2 separate regions of the Homo sapiens genome follow, and region 2 is linked to region 1. Evidence: chromatin loops called from intact Hi-C (ENCODE). Cell type or tissue: HepG2. All regions are shown on one strand. Links, peaks and the distances in the headings refer to the core of each region. The heading gives the core; the rest is flanking DNA.

Evidence for each region. Peaks named below come from ENCODE experiments on the same cell type or tissue, not always from the same donor. Only the 100,000 strongest peaks of a DNase experiment are listed, where the experiment ranks them.
Region 2: a loop joins it to region 1, with 4 times the contacts of the local background. A loop is called at or near these places in 6 of 110 quality-filtered maps.

What each region holds. Positions count from the first base shown.
Region 1 is chr5:36,075,266-36,085,315 of GRCh38, forward strand. No RefSeq gene overlaps it. Among named protein-coding and RNA genes, the nearest start is that of UGT3A2, 13 kb to the left of the region's middle. RefSeq lists an enhancer at 4,150-4,199. In HepG2, for the core only: a CTCF peak has its summit at 4,089 (motif pointing right); a DNase peak (open chromatin) is centred at 4,116.
Region 2 is chr5:36,176,656-36,186,705 of GRCh38, forward strand. It overlaps SKP2 (S-phase kinase associated protein 2), which reads left to right. Exons shown (of 10, transcript NM_005983.4): 8 at 310-361; 9 at 530-637; 10 at 5,163-7,664. The coding sequence ends at 5,376. Among named protein-coding and RNA genes, the nearest start is that of SKP2, 30 kb to the left of the region's middle. In HepG2, for the core only: a CTCF peak has its summit at 1,510 (motif pointing right); DNase peaks (open chromatin) are centred at 1,516, 4,016 and 4,286; H3K4me3 peaks cover 462 bases.

The DNA of each region.
Region 1 (10,050 bases), core at 793-8,792:
GTCTACAATTTTTTTTTCAGCAGTGTTTTGTAGTTCTCCTTGCAGAGATCTTTCATTTCCTTGTTTAGATATATGCCTAGGTATTTTGTGGGGTTCTATTGGTGATTGTGAATAGAATTGCCTTTTTTTTTTTTTTTGAGACACAGGCTGGAGTGCAGTGGCACGATCTCAGCTCACTGCAAACTCCTCCTCCCAGGTTCAAGCGATTCTCCTGCGTCAGCCTCCTGAGTAGCTGGGATTACAGGCACCCACCACCATGCCCAGCTAATTTTTGTATTTTAGTAGAGACAGGGTTTCACCATGTTGGCCAGGCTGGTCTCGGTCTCCTGGCCTCAAGTGATCTGCCCCACTCGGCCTCCCAAATTGCTGGGATTACAGGCGTGAGCCACCATGCCCGGCCTAGGATTGCATTTTTTTATTTTTAAATTTTAACTTTTGTGGGCACATAGTAGGTGTATATATTTATGGGATACATGAGGTATTTTGGTACAGGCATGCAATGCATAATATGCATAATAATCAGAATTGCATCTTTGATTTGGTTCTCAGCTTGAACACTGTTGATGTGTAAAAGTGTAAATGATTTTTGTACATTGATTTTTTATCCTGAAACTTTACTGGTCATTTATCTAGTCTAGGAGCCTCTTGGAATAAGCTTTAGGGTTTTCTAGGTATAGAATCATATCGTCATTGAAGAGAGATAATTTTACTTCCTTTTTTTAAATTTGGATGTCTTTTATTTTTTTTTCCCTTGCCTGATGGCTCGGGCTGGGACTTCCAGCGCTATGTTGAATAGAAATGGTAAGAGTGGATATCCTTTCCTTTTTCCGGTTCTTAGGGGGAATGCTTCCAACTTATGTTTATTCCGTATGATGTTGGATGTGGGTTTATCATAGATGGTTCTCATGTATGCTTCTTTAATGCCTAGTTTGTTGAGTGTTTTTATCATGAAGTGTTGTTGGATTTATCAAAAGCTTTCTTGTATATATTGAAATAACCAAATGGTATTTGTTTTTAACTCTGTTTATGTGGTGAATCTCATTTATTGATTTGCACATCTTGAGGCATCATTGCTTCTCAGGAATAAACGCCACTTGATCATGGTGAATTATCTTTTTGATGTGCTGCTGGATTCGCTTTGCAGGTATTTTGTTTAGGATTTTTGCATCTTTGTTCACCAGCGATATTGGCCTATAGTTTCCTTTTTTTGTTGTGTCCTTGAAAGATGTTGTATCAGGATGACACTGGTTTCTTAGAATGAGTTATGGAGGAATCCCTCCTCCTCTACTTTTTGGAATAATTTCAGTAACATTGGCACCAGCTCTTCTTTGTATGTCTGTTAGAATTCAGCTATAAATCCATCTGCTCCAGGATGGAGCAGGATGTTTTGTTTTTTAACGAAAACAAAAACAACAAAAAAACGGTCTCACTCTGTCACCCAGGGTGCAGTGAAGTGGAGTGATCACAGCTTCTTGCAGCCTTGACTCCCTGGGCTCAAGAAATCTTCCCACCTCAGCCTCCCAAGTAGCTGGGACTACTGGCACACACCACCATACATGGCTAATTTTTGTATTTTTTGTAGAGATGAGATTTCACATTGGTGCCCAGGCTGGTCTCAAATTCCAGGGTTCAAACATTCCACCCATCTCAGCCTCCCAAAGTTTTGGGATTACAGACATGAGCCACTGCACCTGGCCGAATTTTTTATAGTGGGTTAATTTTTATTACTTATACAACTCCAAAACTCATTATTGGTCTATTCATGGTTTCCATTTCTTCCTGGTTCAACTTTGGGAGGCTGGGTATTTCCAGGAATTTATGCATTTACTCTAAATTTTCTAGTTTGTGCCCATACAGATGTTCATAGCAGTCTCTGAGGATCTTTTATATTTCTGTGGAATCAGTTGTAATGTCACCTTTGCCCTTTCTGATTGTAGTTATTTGTATCTTCTCTCTTTTTTCCCTGCATCTAGCTAGTGGTCTATCAATCTTGTTTATCCTTTCAAACAACTAACTTTTTATTTCATTGATCCTTTTTATGGCTTTGGGGGTCTCAATTTCATTTGTTTCTGCACTGATTTTAGTTATTTCTTTTCTTCTGCTAGCTTTGAGTTTAGTTCTTGTATGTTTGTTCTTGTTCTTTTGTTTGTTCTTGTTCTTGTTCTTTCAGGTGCAACATTAAATTGTTAATTTGAGATTTTTCTATCTTGATGTAGGCATTTAGCACTATAAACTTTCCTCTTACCACTGCTTTTGCTGTATTCCAGAGATTTTGGTATATTATACCTCTATTTTCATTCATTTCAAATAATTTTTTATTTCTCTCTTAATTTTATTATGTACCCTAAAGTCTTTCAGGAACAAGTTGTTTAGTTTCCATGTAATTGTGTGGTTTTCAGAGCTCCTCTTGGTATTGATTTCTAATTTTATTCCACTGCGGTGCATGATGATGCTTGGTGCAATTTCATTTTTTTAAATTGGTTAGGATTTGCTTTATGACTGAGCATGTGGTTAATCTTTGAGAAAGTTCTGTGCACAGATGAGAATAACATATATTCTGTGGTTGTTAGCTGGAGTATTCACCAGATGTCTATTAGTTCTGTTTGGTCAAGTATCAAATTTAAGTCCAGAATTTCTTTGTTAGTTTTCTGTCTCTGTGATCTGTCTAATGCTGTTATTATGTTATTATATGGCTGTTTATCTCCTTTCTTACTTCTGGAAGTAATTGTCTTATAAATCTGGGTGCTCCAATATTGAATGCCTATATATTTAGGATAGTTAAATCATCTTGTTGAATGGAACCATTTATCATTACATAATGCCCTTCTTTGTTCTCTTTTACTATTGTTGGTTTAAAGTCCGTTTTATCTGATACAAGAATTGCTACCCCTGCTTCTTTTCATTTTCCATTTCAGTGATAGATCTTTCTCTATCCTTTTATTTTGAACACGTGAGATGGATGTCATGAAGGCAGCAGAGGGTTAAATCTGTTTTTTATCCATATTGCCATTCTATGTCATTTAAGGAGCGCATTTAGGCCATTTACACTCAAGGTTAATATTGATATGTGAGGTTTTGTTTCTATTGTGGTATTATTAGCCAGTTGCTAGTTGTTAGCTAGTTGCTTTGTAGTTTCTATTATGTAGTTGTTTTATGTAGAGTCTATGGGCTTTACTTACACGTGCTTTTGTTGTAGCAGGTATTGTTCCATGCTCAGAACTCCTTTTAGCCTGGATCTGCAGCTGTGGTTTGGGCAGCTGCAGTGGCACCCAGGAGGGCAGGGTTCCTGCCTGCTCCTGGACCTCAAGAGCACAGGGAGGCTTAGATCTGCCTGCTCCATGGGGCGTGCGACTCCTGCCTGCTCCGTGGGGCTGCGGCTCCTGCCTGCTCCTTGGTCGTGCAACCCCGTCCACACCCCTCTACTGCAGCCTGCGTGATGGCAGCGGCAGGCCATCTGGAGCTGCCGCTGCCATCACTTCTGCTTAGTTTTTTCTATTGTTATGTCTTCCAGCTGTATTTTGAAATCTCTGTAGTGAATTTTTCTATTCCAGAAATTCTGTTTGGTTCTTCCTTAATATAACTATGTCAACTTACATATCCTGGATCATTTTTCTGGTTTCTTTGTATTAGATTTCAACTTGCTCTTGGATCTCATTGTGTTTCCTTGCAATTCATATTTTGAGTTACCTTTCATTTCAGACATTTCCGTCTAGTTAGGATCCATTACTAGGTAGCTGGTGTGATCCTTTGGAAGTGTAAAACACTGTTGCTTTTTGTACTACTGGAGTTCCTGTGCTGATTCCTTCTCATCCAAAGATGCTGTAACTTCTTTTTTTGAATTTGCTATCATTTGGGTGAGGCTTTTTCATTTTTTAATTTTTTCCCTTGGGGGTGTATGACTGTGGTGCATATTGTGTATGATCATTTGGCTTAGTTTCTAGGTGCTTTCAGGAGACAAGTATTCTGTACGGGTTCCTTGGTTGTGGATGGGTTCTAGGCGGTGGAACCTATCCACAAGCTATCTCAGATGCTGTTTGCTGTAGCTATGTATTTTTTGTTTAGTGGTGGAGTTCAGATGGAGCCCAGTAGATGGCGATAAAAAGTAAGAGCTACCAGGTAGGCTGATGCCTAGTGTACGTGCCCTCCCTGATGAGGATGGCAGAAAGAGATCCTGTTGGAGTATGCTGAAGTCTCACGGGAAGGTGGAGCAGAAAGTGCATCAGCTCCTTGTCCTGAGCTGGCAGGAACACGATCTGCTTCCATATCATGCCCCGTCACAGGGCTCATGACCTGTTTACAAAGGCTTTGTTCTTTGGTTCCCGGCCACAGTGTAGCTGTACACCACAGATTGACCTCTCTGAGGGATACCACTAGTATGGGGGTCAGGGCAGAATTTCTTCCCCCAGTCCAGAGCAGGAAACTTCATGGTCTGTCCTCAGTTGCCGGGGCACGGCTGCTCCATATAGGGAGGGGAAGTTGGACCCCACCCTTCATCCCATTCTATTGTTAATGAGAATCTGATTGTTACCAGCTCTTACCATCATAAATAAAGCTACAATGAACATTCTTATGCATGCCTTTTGTTGGAAATGTGCATTCATTTATCTTGGTATGAATCTAGGAGTGGAATTCCTTGATCACAAGGTAGGGTAGGTTAAGCTTTCTTAGATATTACTAAAGAGTTCTTCTAAGGATTGTACCAGTTTCCACTACCACCAGCAATGTATGAGAGTTCAACTTGCCCCACAGCCTTCCCAAATCTGGAATTGTCAGTAAGTCTTTTTAGTGTTAGTTATTAATATCTCCTTGTTTTAATTTGCATTTTCCTGATTACCAATGATGTTGCATACTTTTGAAATATATTATTGGCAATTTGGGTAGCCTTGTTTATGAAATGCCTAAGCAAGTATTTTGTCATTTTTCAAATTATGTGGGATTTTTTTTGTTTTGTCTTATTTTTTGTAGGAATTTATATATATTCTCGATCAGAGTCCTTTGTTCAATATACATTGGGTGCTGTCTTCTCCCAGTATATGACTGGTCCTTTATTCGCCTAACGGTATCTTTTGATTAATGGAATTTCCTATTCATAATTCTAAGGTATTTATTTTTTTATGTTTAGATTAGTGCTTTTCATACTGTCCAATAAAAAATACCTTGCATATTCTGAGTTCAAAAATACATCGCTTGTTTTTTTCCAGAATCTTTATTGATTTATCTATTATACTTCAGTCTATGATTCATTTCAAATTTTCTATGTACAGTGCTGGGCATTTTTTCCATGTGGGTATATAATTGCTTCAGCAACATTTATTGGGAAAAATTTTTTAACTTTTATTTCCACATTGTATTGGGGTTTTGGTCATAAAACAAAAGATCATTTTTTGTGGGGTTATTTCTGAATACTACTATTCTGTTTCATTGATCGACCTTGATAGCCTTATTCTAATATTATACTGCCTTAATCACAGTAGCTTTAAAGTAAATCTTGAAATCTGGAATTCTAATTTTTCTGAAGTTCTCCTATTCCACATTGCAAACAACTTGTTAATTTTAACAAAGACATTTATAGTATAATTATATAGTAATTTTATAGTTTTCTCAAGATTTAATTGAATCTAGACATCAATTTGGGTAAATTGATTTCTTCACAATGTTAATTCTTCCAATCCATCTCCAGTTAATTACATCCTCTTCAATTTTTTCCAAGGTTTTATAGTTTTCAGTGTACAGATCATTTAATTTATTTAAAAGATTTTGTTTTATGATTATTATAAAATGTACTATGACATTTTATGTCAATTTTCAATTGTTTATTTCTGGTATATAGAAATACAATTGATATTTGTAAACTGACCTTTTATCCTATGACAAGGTTGGGTTCATTTAGTAATAGCTGTAAAACCAGACCTGGTACTGAGAGTTTACTGAACCATTTGTGATTCCCTTGGATTTTCCATGTACCTAAATGCATAATCTGCCAAGAGTTTTATTCTTTCTTTTTTATTTTATTTTTTGGCCTAATTGCATTCCATGGACTTCCATATAATGTTGAAAGGAAATGGCGAGAGTGGACCTGCCTGTCATGTTCCTGACTTTAGGGAAAAGAAATAGAGTTATTTTTTCACCATTGAATGCTACGTCAGTTTAGAATTTGTAAATACTTTTTATTAGATGAGGAAGATTTCTTTATATCTAGTTATGAAATAGACAATTTTTGAATATAGATCAATAAATTAAAATGCATGTTATAATCCCTAAGGGAACCACTAGATACACGTACGCATACACATACAAATACACATGAACATACACACCCACCCACACACATGCACACACACACACACACACACATACAAACTAAAAAGTCAATAGGGGAAATAAAGCGGTGTAATAACAGTATACCTCTAATTCACCCAAAGAAGACACAAGAATAGAAATTAAGTAGCAGGTGGCACAGCTCAGTGCCCAGGGAGTCCTTCTTAGCCCACAGTTTCTCCCAAAGGAGAAAATGAAAACTGAATTACAAGTTTTCTCAGCCTGTGGTACACTGCCCACCCAGAACATTAAGGGGATCAGGAAAATTGAAATGTCTGGGACAGCTAGAAGCATTGAGAAGGGGAAGAAGTACACAGCAACTGGTGTGTGATTCTCAATAGCTGGACATGGATTCTGCTAAGTGGCTTGAGGATTCTAGCAAAAGGCCCACCCATAAACCCCACACAAGGAAAACTTGCTGGCAGACTCCCCCATTAACAAACTAATGCATGCCTTAAACATACTGTGTGTCCATCCAGGATGTTGCCCTGTGCATCTCTGTGCACAAGGCCTAAGTACTCCTGCAAATGGCACATGGATCTGAATAGCAGATGCAGATTTTAGCAGCAGGTTCAACTCCATTGGAATGTGAAAAGAAGCACACAACCTTGAAAACTTTGGGGCATTGTTGGGTAAAACAGATAAACTCTCAGTACCAGGTCTGGTTTTACAGGACTGAGAGACAGAACATAATCATAAGACTTCCTCCCTTAGAGGGAACAAGAGGAGTGAAGCAGATGCATCCATAGAAAAGGTCTGAGAGACCCCAGAATCTCTAGTGGGACTTACTGAGGAAGGTCTATCTCTCGCAATGCTAGAAAGTAGACTGACATAGGTGACTACTTTTGCAAATGCAAACAAAGAAAGAAAACCCTCAAAGAACACAAAGAATCAATGAATTATGGTATTACAAAAGGAACACTATAAAGCTCTGGTGGCTGACCCAAAATAAATAGAAATCTACATACGGCCTGACCAAAAAAAAAAAAACAAAAAATAATCATTTTAAAGAAGCTTAGTGAGTTACAAGAGAACAGATAGACAACTAAGTGATATCAGAAAAACACTACAGGAACAAAATGGAAAGTGCAACAAAGGGACAGAAACCATAAAAATAAGCCAACAGAAATTCTATACAATATCTGGCTGAAAAACTCAATAGAAATCCTCAACAGCTTGATAGAAATCTAGCAAGTAGAAAAAAAAGAATTTGACAGCTGCTCTGTGAAAACCTGTACAGACTGCTTTTCAAAATGGGTCCCTAATCCCATTCCTCCTCAATGGGCAGGACCTCCCAACCAGGGTCTCCAGCCACCCCTGCCAGTGCTCTCCAGCCAACAGAGTTTTGAAACCTCCCTAGGACAGAGCTCCCAGAGGGACAGTGGGGCTGCCATCTTTGTTGTTTGGGTGACTTAGCTGTTCTGGCCTTTAGATTTTGGAGAGTCCAAGGCGATCAGGGGCTGAAGTGGACCCCCAGCACAGCACAGCTGCTCTACGAAAATGTGGCCAGACTGTTTTTTTAACCAGGTCCCCGATCCTTTCCTCCTCACCAGACAGGGCCTCCCAACCAGGATCTCCAGCCACCTCCTATAGGTGTGTATGGGCCAGCAACAGGTCCATACCTCCCTAGGACAGAGCTCAATCTTTGCTGTTTTACAGCCTTCAATGGTGATACCTCTAGGTACTGGAAAATCTGAGGTGACTGCAGACTGGAGTGCACCCCCAGCATACTGCAACAGCCCTATGGAAAAGTGGCCAGACCGTAATATGGGTGCCCTTTCCGATATCTCCTCATCAGGCATGTCCTCCAGCCCTCGGCCTCCAGCAACTGCCCCCAACCCCAGAGCTATCAAGCCAGTAGCAATCTGGCAACTCTCTGGACAGAGCCTCCAGGGGCAATTGAAAGCCTCTCTGCCACTGCCTCTGCAGTAGAACTGCCTTTGCTACCCTTCAACTAACAAACAAGCAAAGACCCTAAGTGCTTTGTTCACACCTCCAATAAGCTGCAGTTGACCTAAGGAGAGGAGGCCAGTCCATCTCCCATGGGTCCCACATACCCCTCACTGCTCATCTTAAGACAGGGAACCCCTGGCTTGGTCCACAATACAGACCCTTCATCCTGAGCTGATTGCACTCAGCATTTGCTGACTTGCATCTCTCTGGGGTGGAACCCCTAGAAGACAAGCAAAATGCCCTTGGCCACAACCACTACTAAGATCCCTTCTTTTGCTCCTTTCAAGTTGGGAAAGGAACATAAACACTGAGATCACCCCAGAGCTGTAGTGGAAAGCCCAAGAATGCCAAGCCATGATCTACAGCCAGCACTCAATGGGGAGAGAAACCCACACCCTCAGAGCATTAAGAAGGAACACAGTTGTAACCATGAGGAAACATAAGGGAGACACATAACCAAGTAAGAGTTTACCAACTAACCAATAAGCCTAAGTTCCACCTACTGGATCACACCCTAAAGCTTCAACACCAAAAATACCTCACTAACATACCCTCCTGAAACCAGAGACAAGAAGTCAGCTACAAATAAAGACCCTGCATGAAGCCATGGCCCAATGAAAACATCCAGAAAAGAAGTCTATTGGCTGTACTTAACATACACTGCAGTTAAAGGAACACCCACATGCAGAGATGAGAAGGAACCAACGCAAAAACTCCAGTTACTCAAATGACCAAAGTGTTGTATGAGTTTAGTAATTCTAGATGCTGTTTGTGATTGAAACAAGATTGAGGACAACCTTGTCCTCCAAACAACTGCACCAGTTCACCAACAAGAGTTCTTAACCAGGATGAACTGGCTGGAATTACAGAAATAGAATTCAGAATATGGATAGGAACAGATATAATTGAGGTTCAGGAGGATGGAAAAACCTAATCCAAAAAAATAAAAAATAAAAATCAAGATAAAGTGATACAGGAGCTGAAGGACAAAATATCTGGTATAAAAAAGAACTTAATGGATCTGACAGAGCTGAATAACACAATACAAGAATTTCACAATGCAATCACAAGAATTAGCAGAATAAACCAAGCTGAGGAAAGAATCTCAGAACTTAAAGACTGGTTCTTTGAAATAAGAAAACCAGACAAAAATAAAGAAAAAAGAATAAAAAGGAATGGACAAAACCTCCAAAAAGTGTGGGATTATGTAAAGAGGCCAAATCTATGAATCACTGGCATCCCTGAATGGGCAGGGAAGGGAGGGCAGGAAGCAAACAACTTGGAAAACATATTTCAGGATATCATCCATGAAAACTTCCCCACCCTTGCTAGACAAGCCAACAGCCAAATTCAGGAAGTACAGAGAACTCCTAAAGGGTCTACAAGAAGATCATTCCCAAGACATATAATGGTCAGATTTTCCAAGGTCAAAATGAAAGAAAGAATGTTAAAGGCAGCTAGGGAGAAAGGGCAGGTCACCTACAAGGGGAACACCATCAAGCTAACAGCAAATCTCTCAGCTGAAACCTACAAGCCAGAAGAGATTGGGGGCCTATAGTGAACATTCTTAAACAAAAAAAATCTTCGACCAAGAATTTCATATCCAGCCAAACTAAGCTTCCTAAACGAAGGAGAAATTAGATCCTTTTCAGATAAGCAAATGTTGAGGGAGTCTTATAAGAGATCTTGCAAAAAGCACTAAATATAAGAAAATACTGTTACCAATCACTACAAACACACATGAAGTACACAGACCAGTGACACTATAAAACAACCACA
Region 2 (10,050 bases), core at 582-8,581, 100 kb after region 1:
TTTAATTTTACTTTTTGCTTTTGTGAATGGGATTTTTTTCCCTATTATTTTTCCAGCCTGCTATTGCTGATACATAGATAAGCTAAAGATTGTCATTTTACACAGTTTTCTTTTTCGGATGATTCTCTTGGGCTTTTTGGGTAGAAAATTTTATGTTCCAAGATGATCATTTTTTCTTTCTAATAGTGTGTGGTTCTAATTGCATTGCCCTGAACTTCCAGCATGATGTTCAATGATAGTAGTGATAACAAATATCCTTGTCTTGTTCCTCATTTAATAGTGACCATCATGTTTTTTTGCTTTTCCTAGATCTCTCTACTTTAGTTAGAAGATGCCCCAATCTTGTCCATCTAGACTTAAGGTATTTTTTTATTTGTTTATTTTAGATCAAAAGTTGAAAAATCTTGATTTCTCATTAAATTGGGAAAGGATCATAATGTTGAAGCAACTAAACAGTAGGTTATTTCTGTCTTCTTTATCTAGGATCAATGTGTGATTTTCAATATCTTTTCTTCTGCCTTCTTAACAGTGATAGTGTCATGCTAAAGAATGACTGCTTTCAGGAATTTTTCCAGCTCAACTACCTCCAACACCTATCACTCAGTCGGTGCTATGATATAATACCTGAAACTTTACTGTAAGTATGTTTTGTTTTTAATGCTTAATAGAAGGCAGGAAACAACAGAGATGCCCCTTGGTGTGAAAATCCATTTTTATTAATAGACATATGAAACCGAAACATTAGTAATAAGTATACCACAGACTGGCTATGAAAGACCAGCAGAGTATTGCTTAAACTGGTGAAATTGAGTTGATCCAGATTGTTCACTAAACATTTATTGTTTAGCTGTAAGCAGTTTTAATTACTAGCTTGCTGTCTTAGTATCTATGAGAAGACTTAGCAGAGAAGCAGAAGATAACCTTTTCCTCCAGGAAACTTGAAGTGTAATTGGGAAGGCAGACCCAATGTGGGTTAGTGTCTTTTTTTTTTTTTCTTTCCAAATTTTTCGGATTAACTCCAGTTGATTCCAAAACTTTCATCTGGGCTTAAAGTTCTGTATCTTCTAGTGATGTAAGTCCTGGATAGTGAAGAAATTGGAAAGATATAAGCCTGTAGATGGTATGTATTGTAAGTCTGATACTGTTTTTGAACAGGGGCATGTTAAGGTCTAAAAAGTGAAGTGAAGTGACTTATTCAAACCTGATGGTGAGTTGGTGGCTGACCTGGATCTAAATCCTAGGTCTCCTGGACAGAGGCAAAATAGTCACTATCTAATCTAATAGTTTATACAAGGGTTAGTTTTACCTGCTCAGCAACTTCCACAGAATCAAGGGAGTGCAAGAAAGCAGCAGCCTGGTCCATCTTTCCTTTGGGAAACACCATACCCAACTCATCCTGGGAATCATATCTTGTTTGAAAAGGTTTTCTGCATTTCATTCCAAAGGGCTGGAAAAGTCTCCCTAATGGCAAATGTACATGTGTAGCAATTTTATTAAAAACCACAAGAGGTCAGTATCTTAGAGTTGATCAGGTGCCCAACATGTCTTGAATGCGGCTGCTGGACTCATTTATGTAGCTCATGAACTAAAAGTTAATTTAGCTTCCAGCTCCTAGGTAGGAAGGGTGGTGAATTTGAACAAAGAACTTTAGTCCTCAGAATCATAGTTTGAATCTTTTAAGTTAGTTTCAAGTATTAATGAATAAATCAGATACTTCAGCTACACAGAGTTAACTAGTAGAGTTAGGAAATCTGGCAGCTACGCATTTTAATTAATCATTTTTAAATTAATCTTGGGGTTCAGGGTCTGAGCTGGTATCTCATTTGGGAAAGGACTGCCTAAAATAGGATGGCAGGATTTACTTTCCCAGCTCTCAAATGTTGGGGTTTAAATTCATGCGCATGAAACTCTTATTAAAATCCCTGCCCTCTCTATTTTCTAGCATCCAGAACTCCTAGGAGCTTCTAGCGTCTACCCAAAAAGGCTTCTTTGTCATCCATTCTTTCCTGTCCTTGCCATCTGGCCTCCTGCTTCTTTGCCTGTGCAGCCCCCTGGGGAGTGTGGTGATCATTCTTTTTGGGTTGCTTTTCTCAAGAGAATCTATCCATGTGTCTTGCTTTTGTTCCTTCTCTGCAGAAAGAAAGAAGCTAAGCAGGTAATGACCCAAATGCTTTTTCTCAAGCAGAGGCGAGGGGAAGGCTGTGAGCTCTTCATTTTAATATTTTTATCCAGTGGGATAATAGTAATAGTAATTGCGATACCTGCATAATAATGGCATGGTAATACTTGGAGGCAGTGTGAATTGATAGTTACAAACACGGGTCTGAAGTCACAGACCTGTTGTGAACCTTCACTGTATTATTATTTCTTATTTGTACAAATCTTATGAAATAAGACAAACAGGGGCATTAGGAGTTTAGTTACAAGTCAGACCACTAGAATAGAGAAGAAGAAAGATCCTGTCCTTGAACATTAAGGTAAAGAGTATATTTCTTTAGGTATTGTGTAAATAGTACACTGATTTGCATTGTGAATCCTTTAGGATGAGTTTGTTGGTACCTTATGCTTAAAAGTTTCTTGAGATAAAATAAGAATTAGAATGACTCTAATTTCAATCATTTTGGCAGCTGATATATTTGAGGTTTATAATAAAAATTCCAGGATGTTTCCATAATAATTTCAAGAGAGCCATCTATGCTAAAGAACTTAAGGCTATTTATTTCTCGGAAGTGGGAAAATACAATTTGAATGTCTTTCTTCTGTAATATTTTAAAATACTTGGGAAACTATAAAGTTTTCTTCCCCAGGACCTATTCCCATTATATTTATTCCCTTACTTCTTAATTGGTCTTCTTCTCTATGTCTAAACTTCCTTCTAATTCTTCCCTATTTCTCATTCAAGTAAGAAACCCAAGCTGGAGGTAGTAAACTAATCTAAGATAAGACTAAAAGACTTCTGTGGTAGGAGCATTTGTAGTTGAGGCATTTAAGATTTTATAAGGAAAACAGGATTATTGTACAGATAAGGTAAGGAGCAATCCTGTGAAAGAGTTCATAAATATCTTTTATTTTCTAAAATTCAATATACATAAGACATTGGTGTGATTTTACATTTCTTACATTAGAAATAATGGCTCTTGAACTACTTATTTCTATTTGCTATCCCTTAGTTTGCTCTTCAGTCTCTTCCATTGTAGTTTTTAAAAGATGCTTGCAAATTTTTTATTCTGAGTTGTAGGTAATGCACATACCGGGGGCATTTTTTTTTTTTTGTCTCCTTAAAATTTTAGAGACTTTCTGGATTTTTGACTTGGAACTGGTTCTTCATCCATCATCTTATCTTATATAACCCCCTTATATATAACACCCGGGTGTGTTCTGAGAGTCTGTTCTTAATTTCTTTCCTCACCAAATCTCTTTCCCAATGCTGTTGCAAGAACATGTCCTCCTCTGCCATCTGCCATTCCTCCTTTTCTTACTCCACCTACAGTTTCTTCCCTTAAATATTCTCCAGTGCAGAATGGCTCACAATTTGGCTAATTTGGATATACCAGAACCAGAATTCTCATAGTAATTACAACGTTTCCCAAGTTTCACATGAGGGATTCAAAGTTGGAGCTGGATTGCTGTCATCGTAAGTGATTAAGTATAAGTATCTGTGTATACTGTGATCTTACTTCGACAGTGTTTCTACATTCCAGAAAGCAGTTTACTTAATGACAGCAATTTGTTCTTTCTGATTTTCTTTGGTTATATACCTTTAGATCTTATTGTCCCCTTGTGAACAAGCATATTTATTTCCCTTGGATAATGCTTTTATTTTATAAATTAGCCTTCATCTTGTACTCAGCTAACGTATATTAAACATTTGTGGGGTTTAAGACACCTTGTAGAATGTAGAATAAATACATTTAGGGGAGTAGTGGGAAGACTGGAAGAGCAGGTTAAACACGGAAGGTCTTCAGACTAGCTGAACAGCCTGGGTTCTGTAAACACAAGGGAAGCATCAAAGGTTTTGGAGCAGATGAATGACTAACATGAGCTAGGCTTTAGGAGGATGCCTTGGAAATTGGTATATAGAATAGGCTAGAAGGAAGAAAGACAGTTATAAGGAAAGTTTGGGGCTTTTTAAAAATAATTATTGACAATGTGAAAATATAAAGGATGTTTCTGACTTTAGGTAATTGATGTGCTCATTGATCTGTAGTAGGATTTTGTTGAAATTCCAAAATAAATGTTCCCTTTCCTGAGACTTTGTACTGTATGTCCCAACCTTGAGCAAACAGAGATGAGAGAGATGAATTTCTAGGCACATAGATCTGAGTTAAGAAGGAAAAAATCATTACCAACACCAAACAGTATTTACTTTGGAAAAACAGAATTTGTGAAACAGAATTTGAGAAACAGAATTTGTGAAACAGAATTTCACTGTTAACAGGGTTGAATTTCATCTAATGTGAAATACCTAAAGGGACTGGCTTATCTATGCAGAAAAAAAATGGTAATACGTAGGGAGGTAAGATGGCTATTACCTCCTATAAAGGGTGTGATTTTTCACCCATTGTCTCTACCTGTACCCAACTGTATAACCCTATCTAAAATATCTTAGGGAAGTCAGTGGTAGTTTTCATCACACATAATGGACTTGTTGACTATGAACCATTATTAAGAAGTTCATCAGTCCTGACAGCATCTCCCTTTAAGAGATGAGCCTAGTTCAAATAAAGGTCAAGTTCATATCCTTAATTTGCATGTAACCTGTGGTGGTTCCAACTGGTGCCGCAGTAAAACATTTGCTTTTACCATCACTCACTTGCTAGTTTCTTCTCATAACACAGTAACCCCATTCAGATCACTGTATAAATCACAACTGGAGAAAGGAAGCAAATATGGTTGGATTCTTAAATAAATCTGAGTTTCTAAGGTTATTAGGAACCTCATTCAATAAAATGCAGCAGTGTGTTTCCTAATGACATGTTGCTCAAGCTATATGGTCTGTGCTTTCCAGTTTAATTTGCTATTTTCTCAAATCATTTATTGTAAATTACACTTTCAGACTGCATTTTGTAGATGACACAAATTGTAAAATTTGGGTCATATAACTCTAGTCAAACAGTTTCCATAGATACTGCTATTCTGAAAGTCTTTTTCTTCCTTTCCAGTGAACTTGGAGAAATTCCCACACTAAAAACACTACAAGTTTTTGGAATCGTGCCAGATGGTACCCTTCAACTGTTAAAGGAAGCCCTTCCTCATCTACAGATTAATTGCTCCCATTTCACCACCATTGCCAGGCCAACTATTGGCAACAAAAAGAACCAGGAGATATGGGGCATCAAATGCCGACTGACACTGCAAAAGCCCAGTTGTCTATGAAGTATTTATTGCAGGATGGTGTCTCTTCTTTAGAACAGGGAAAATAGGCAGGAAGCCCAATTGCTGGAGTACTTAGCTAGTTTTATTCTTGGTTTTCCCTTTGCCTTCATTCTGCAAGTATACTAGGGAGCCATTTGAGAGGGAAAACTATGAAATCTTGCTTTTTGAAATGATTCTAAAAGCTTCTATCACTGCTTTGCTCTTAAGAGCCAAAGTTGTAGGCCTTTTGAAATTTTAGGAGAGTGAGCCTATAATTTCAAGATACCTTAAAGAGCAAAATTTGAGCCACCTCTTCCAAGTGCCCTTCTTACTAAGTCTATTCAGAATCAAGCTTAAAAATTACCACCAGCAAACAATCTTCATAGCCCATATAACTTTTATCTATTTAATTTTATAGTATTGCTTTATAAGACAGCTTAGAAGAACAATAAGCTATTTGTATTATGAGCTGAACAAAAAGAGAATCATAGGATAGTAGCGTCTGAGGCCATCTTTTCTAGGAATAGGAAAGAGAAAAATGTATTTGAATTTTGCCTTTAGATTTGAAATTAGGTTAATAGAAATAAGTAACCCCATGTAATTCACCTTAAAACTTAACAAAAGACCAAACATTACAAAACCCAGAGATATAGAATCAATATAGGATTTGAAGGCCCAGCAGACAGTTTTCTATGACAGGTTAATCTGAAGTATCCTGTAATGTTCATTAAGTTACTGTGTTTCCAGAATCTAAATTAGATGAGAAATATAATTGTGGTTTTCTAACTTGATAATCAAATTATGTTAACATGGGTCCTTTAGCTTTTAAAATGACTTGCTTTGTTTTAGAAAGGTGGTATTAATCCACTCTCTATTCTTGAAAATTTGGATGGGAGAATTCTGAAGTTGCCTGCTGTTTTCCTTTAGCGCTGAGGTTCTTAAGGTTACTTTTATATTACTCTGGAATCAAGTATTTTAAATTGTATTTTTTTTTTAAATGATCTCTCAGCAATAATTGTTTGAAACTATCCATATATAAGGTTATCAGACCTACAGTTCCCTAAGAGGAACTGCATGTTCTCTTCAATCAGAAATATACAGTAGAAGCAGGTATATCTTCCATGCAGTTTCAGTAGTAAGCACTACTTATACCTACATAAGAGTTAAAATCCAGATGTGGGACCTTTTGATACCATCAGTGATATATATTTTTTTAAACTGGTACAGAGAAGTGAAAAGATTAAATTCTACTTCTATTTTTTTTTTTTTTTTTTGAGACGGAGTCTCGCTCTGTCACCAAGGCCGGAGTGCAGTGGTGCGATCTCGGCTCACTGCAAGCTCCGCCTCCCAGGTTCACGTCATTCTCCTGCCTCAGCCTCCCGACTAGCTGGGACTACAGGCGCCCACCACCACGCCCGGCTAATTTTTTTGTATTTTTAGTAGAGACGGGGTTTCACCATGTTAGCCAGGATGGTCTCAATCTCCTGACCTCATGATCCGCCCGTCTTGGCCTCCCAAAGTGCTGGGATTACAGGCATGAGCAACTGCGCCCAGCCAAATTCTACTTCTTAAAAATCACAAAAACTAGTTTAAATTGATGACTTGTTCGTATGTTCAAAATGTAACAACAAAAAAAGCTAACACCAGTCATTTATATTAACTTTTTTTTTTTAAATCAAAAATTGTTAATGTTAGAAACATACTATGAAGTGCCTTTATCTGCTTAGACCTAAGGAAGATTTTAAAGTTGGGTTGCACAGGAAATGATGATGCTTCAATTTCTTAATAGTTAAAAAGTGCTAAATACTACTTGAAATTATTGTTTACAGATTAGTGACAAGAGCTGGGGTTAGGATCCGGTTGGACTCTGACATCGGATGCCCTCAAACATACAGAACTTCCAAACTCAAGTCCAGCCATAAGCTATTTTGCCAACATGTCAGAGTAATCTGTATTTTTGTATGTGATTTCTACTTTTATAGACTTGTTTTAAAACAATAAAACACATTTTTATAAAAATGAGTGCTTAAACTAAGTTGTATTCCTTTTTTCTTTCTCTTTTTTTAAGTGCTGTGGTTAAAATTTGAAAGCATTTAGTGTGGTATGCCATTTGGCTTAGATACCTCTAAATAAGACTCTTCAAAACAGAGCCCTGAGATGGTCCTTTTTGACCCATCTACTTCATATGCTTGTCACATTAAAAAAAAAAGTTTATAATGCCTTTATAAAAGGGGCTAATACAGTCTTGTTATCTTTTTTTTTAAATTATACTTTAAGTTCTAGGGTACATGTGCACAACGTGCAGGTTTGTTACATATGTATACATGTGCCATGTTGGTGTGCTGCACCCATTAACTTGTCATTTACATTAGGTATATCTCCTAATGCTATCCCTCCCCTCTGCCCCCACCCCATGACACGTCCTGGTGTGTGATGTTCCCCTTCCTGTGTCCAGGTGTTCTCGTTGTTCAATTCCCACCTATGAGTGAGAACATGTGGTGTTTGGTTTTTTTGTCCTTACGGTAGTTTGCTGAGAATGATGGTTTCCAGCTTCATCCATGTCCCTACAAAGGACATGAACTCATCATTTTTTATGGCTGCATAGTGTTCCATGGTGTATATGTGCCACATTTTCTTGATCCAGTCTATCATTGATGGACATTTGGGTTGGTTCCAAGTCTTTGCTATTGTGAATAGTGTTGCAATAAACATACGTTTGCATGTGTCTTTATAGCAACATGATTTATACTCCTTTGGGTATATACCCAGTAATGGGATGGCTGGGTCAAATGGTATTTCTAGTTCTAGATCCTTGAGGAATCACCACACTGTCTTCCACAATGGTTGTACCAGTTTACAGTCCCACCAACAGTATAAAAGTGATCCTATATCTCCACATCCTCTCCAGTATCTGTTGTTTCCTGACTTTTTAATGATCGCCATTCTAACTGGTGTGAGATGGTATCTCATTGTGGTTTTGATTTGCATTTCTCTGATGGCCAGTGATGATGACCATTTTTTCATGTGTCTCTTGGCTGCATAAATGTCTTCTTTTCAGAAGTGTCTGTTCATATCCTTTGCCCACTTTTTGATGGGGTGGTTTTTTTCTTGTAAATTTGTTTGAGTTCTTTGTAGATTCTGGATATTAGCCGTTTGTCAGATGAGTAGATTGCAAAAATTTTCTCCCATAGTGTAGGTTGCCTGTTCACTCTGATGGTAGTTTCTTTTGCTGTGCAGAAGCTCTTTAGTTTAATAAGATCCCATTTGTCAATTTTAGCTTTTGTTGTCATTGCTTTTGGTGTTTTAGACATGAAGTCCTTGCCCATGCCTATGTCCTGAATGGTATTGCCTAGGTTTTCTTCTAGGGTTTTTATGGTTTTAGGTCTAAGTCTTTAATCCATCTTGAATTAATATTTGTATAAGGTGTAAGGAAGGGATCCAGTTTCAGCTTTCTACATATGGCTAGCCAGTTTTCCCAGCACCATTTATTAAATAGGGAATCATTTCCCCATTTCTTATTTTTGTCAGGTTTGTCAAAGATCAGATGGTTGTACATGTGTGGTATTATTTCTGAGGGCTCCGTTCTGTTCCATTGATCTATGTCTCTGTTTTGGTACCAGTACCATGCTGTTTTGGTTACTGTAGCCTTGTAGGATAGTTTGAAGTCAGGTAGCATGATGCCTCCAGCTTTGTTCTTTTTGCTTAGGATTGTCTTGGCAATACGGGCTCTTTTTTGGTTCCATATGAACTTTAAAGTAGTTTTTTGCAATTCTGTGAAAAAAGTCATTGGTAGCTTGATGGGGATGGCATTAAATCTATAAATTACCTTAGGCAGTATGGCCATTTTCACGATATTGATTCTTCCTATCCATGAGCATGGAATGTTCTCCCATTTGTTTGTGTCCTCTTTTATTTTGTTGAGCAGTGGTTTGTAACTCTCCTTGAAGAGGTCCTTCCCATCCCTTGTAAGTTGGATTCCTAGGTATTTTATTCTCTTTGAAGCAATTGTGAATGGGAGTTCACTCATGATTTGGCTCTCTGTTTATCTGTTATTGGTGTATAAGAATGCTCGTGATTTTTGCACATTGATTTTCTATCCTGAGACTTTGCTGAAGTTGCTTATCAGCTTAAGGAGATTTTGGCTGAGACGATGGGGTTTTCTAAATATACAATCATGTCATCTGCAAACAGGGACAATTTGACTTCCTCTTTTCCTAATTGAATACGCTTTATTTCTTTCTCCTTCCTGATTGCCCTGGCCAGAACTTCCAACACTATGTTGAATAGGAGTGGTGAGAGAGGTCATCCCTGTCTTAGGCCAGTGTTCAAAGGGAATGCTTCCAGTTTTTGCCCATTCAGTATGATATTGGCTGTGGGTTTGTCATAAATAGCTCTTATTATTTTGAGATATGCCCCATCAATACCTTATTGAGTTTTTAGCATGAAGGTTGTTGAATTTTGTCAAAGGCCTTTTCTGCATCTATTGAGATAATCATGTGGTTTTTGTTGTTGGTTCTGTTTATATGCTGGATTACATTTATTGATTTGCATATGTTGAACCAGCCTTGCATCCCAGGGATGAAGCCCACTTGATCGTGGTGGATAAGCTTTTTGATATGCTGCTGGATTCGGTTTGCCAGTATTTTATTGAGGATTTTTGCATTGGTATTCATCAAGGATATTGGTCTAAAATTC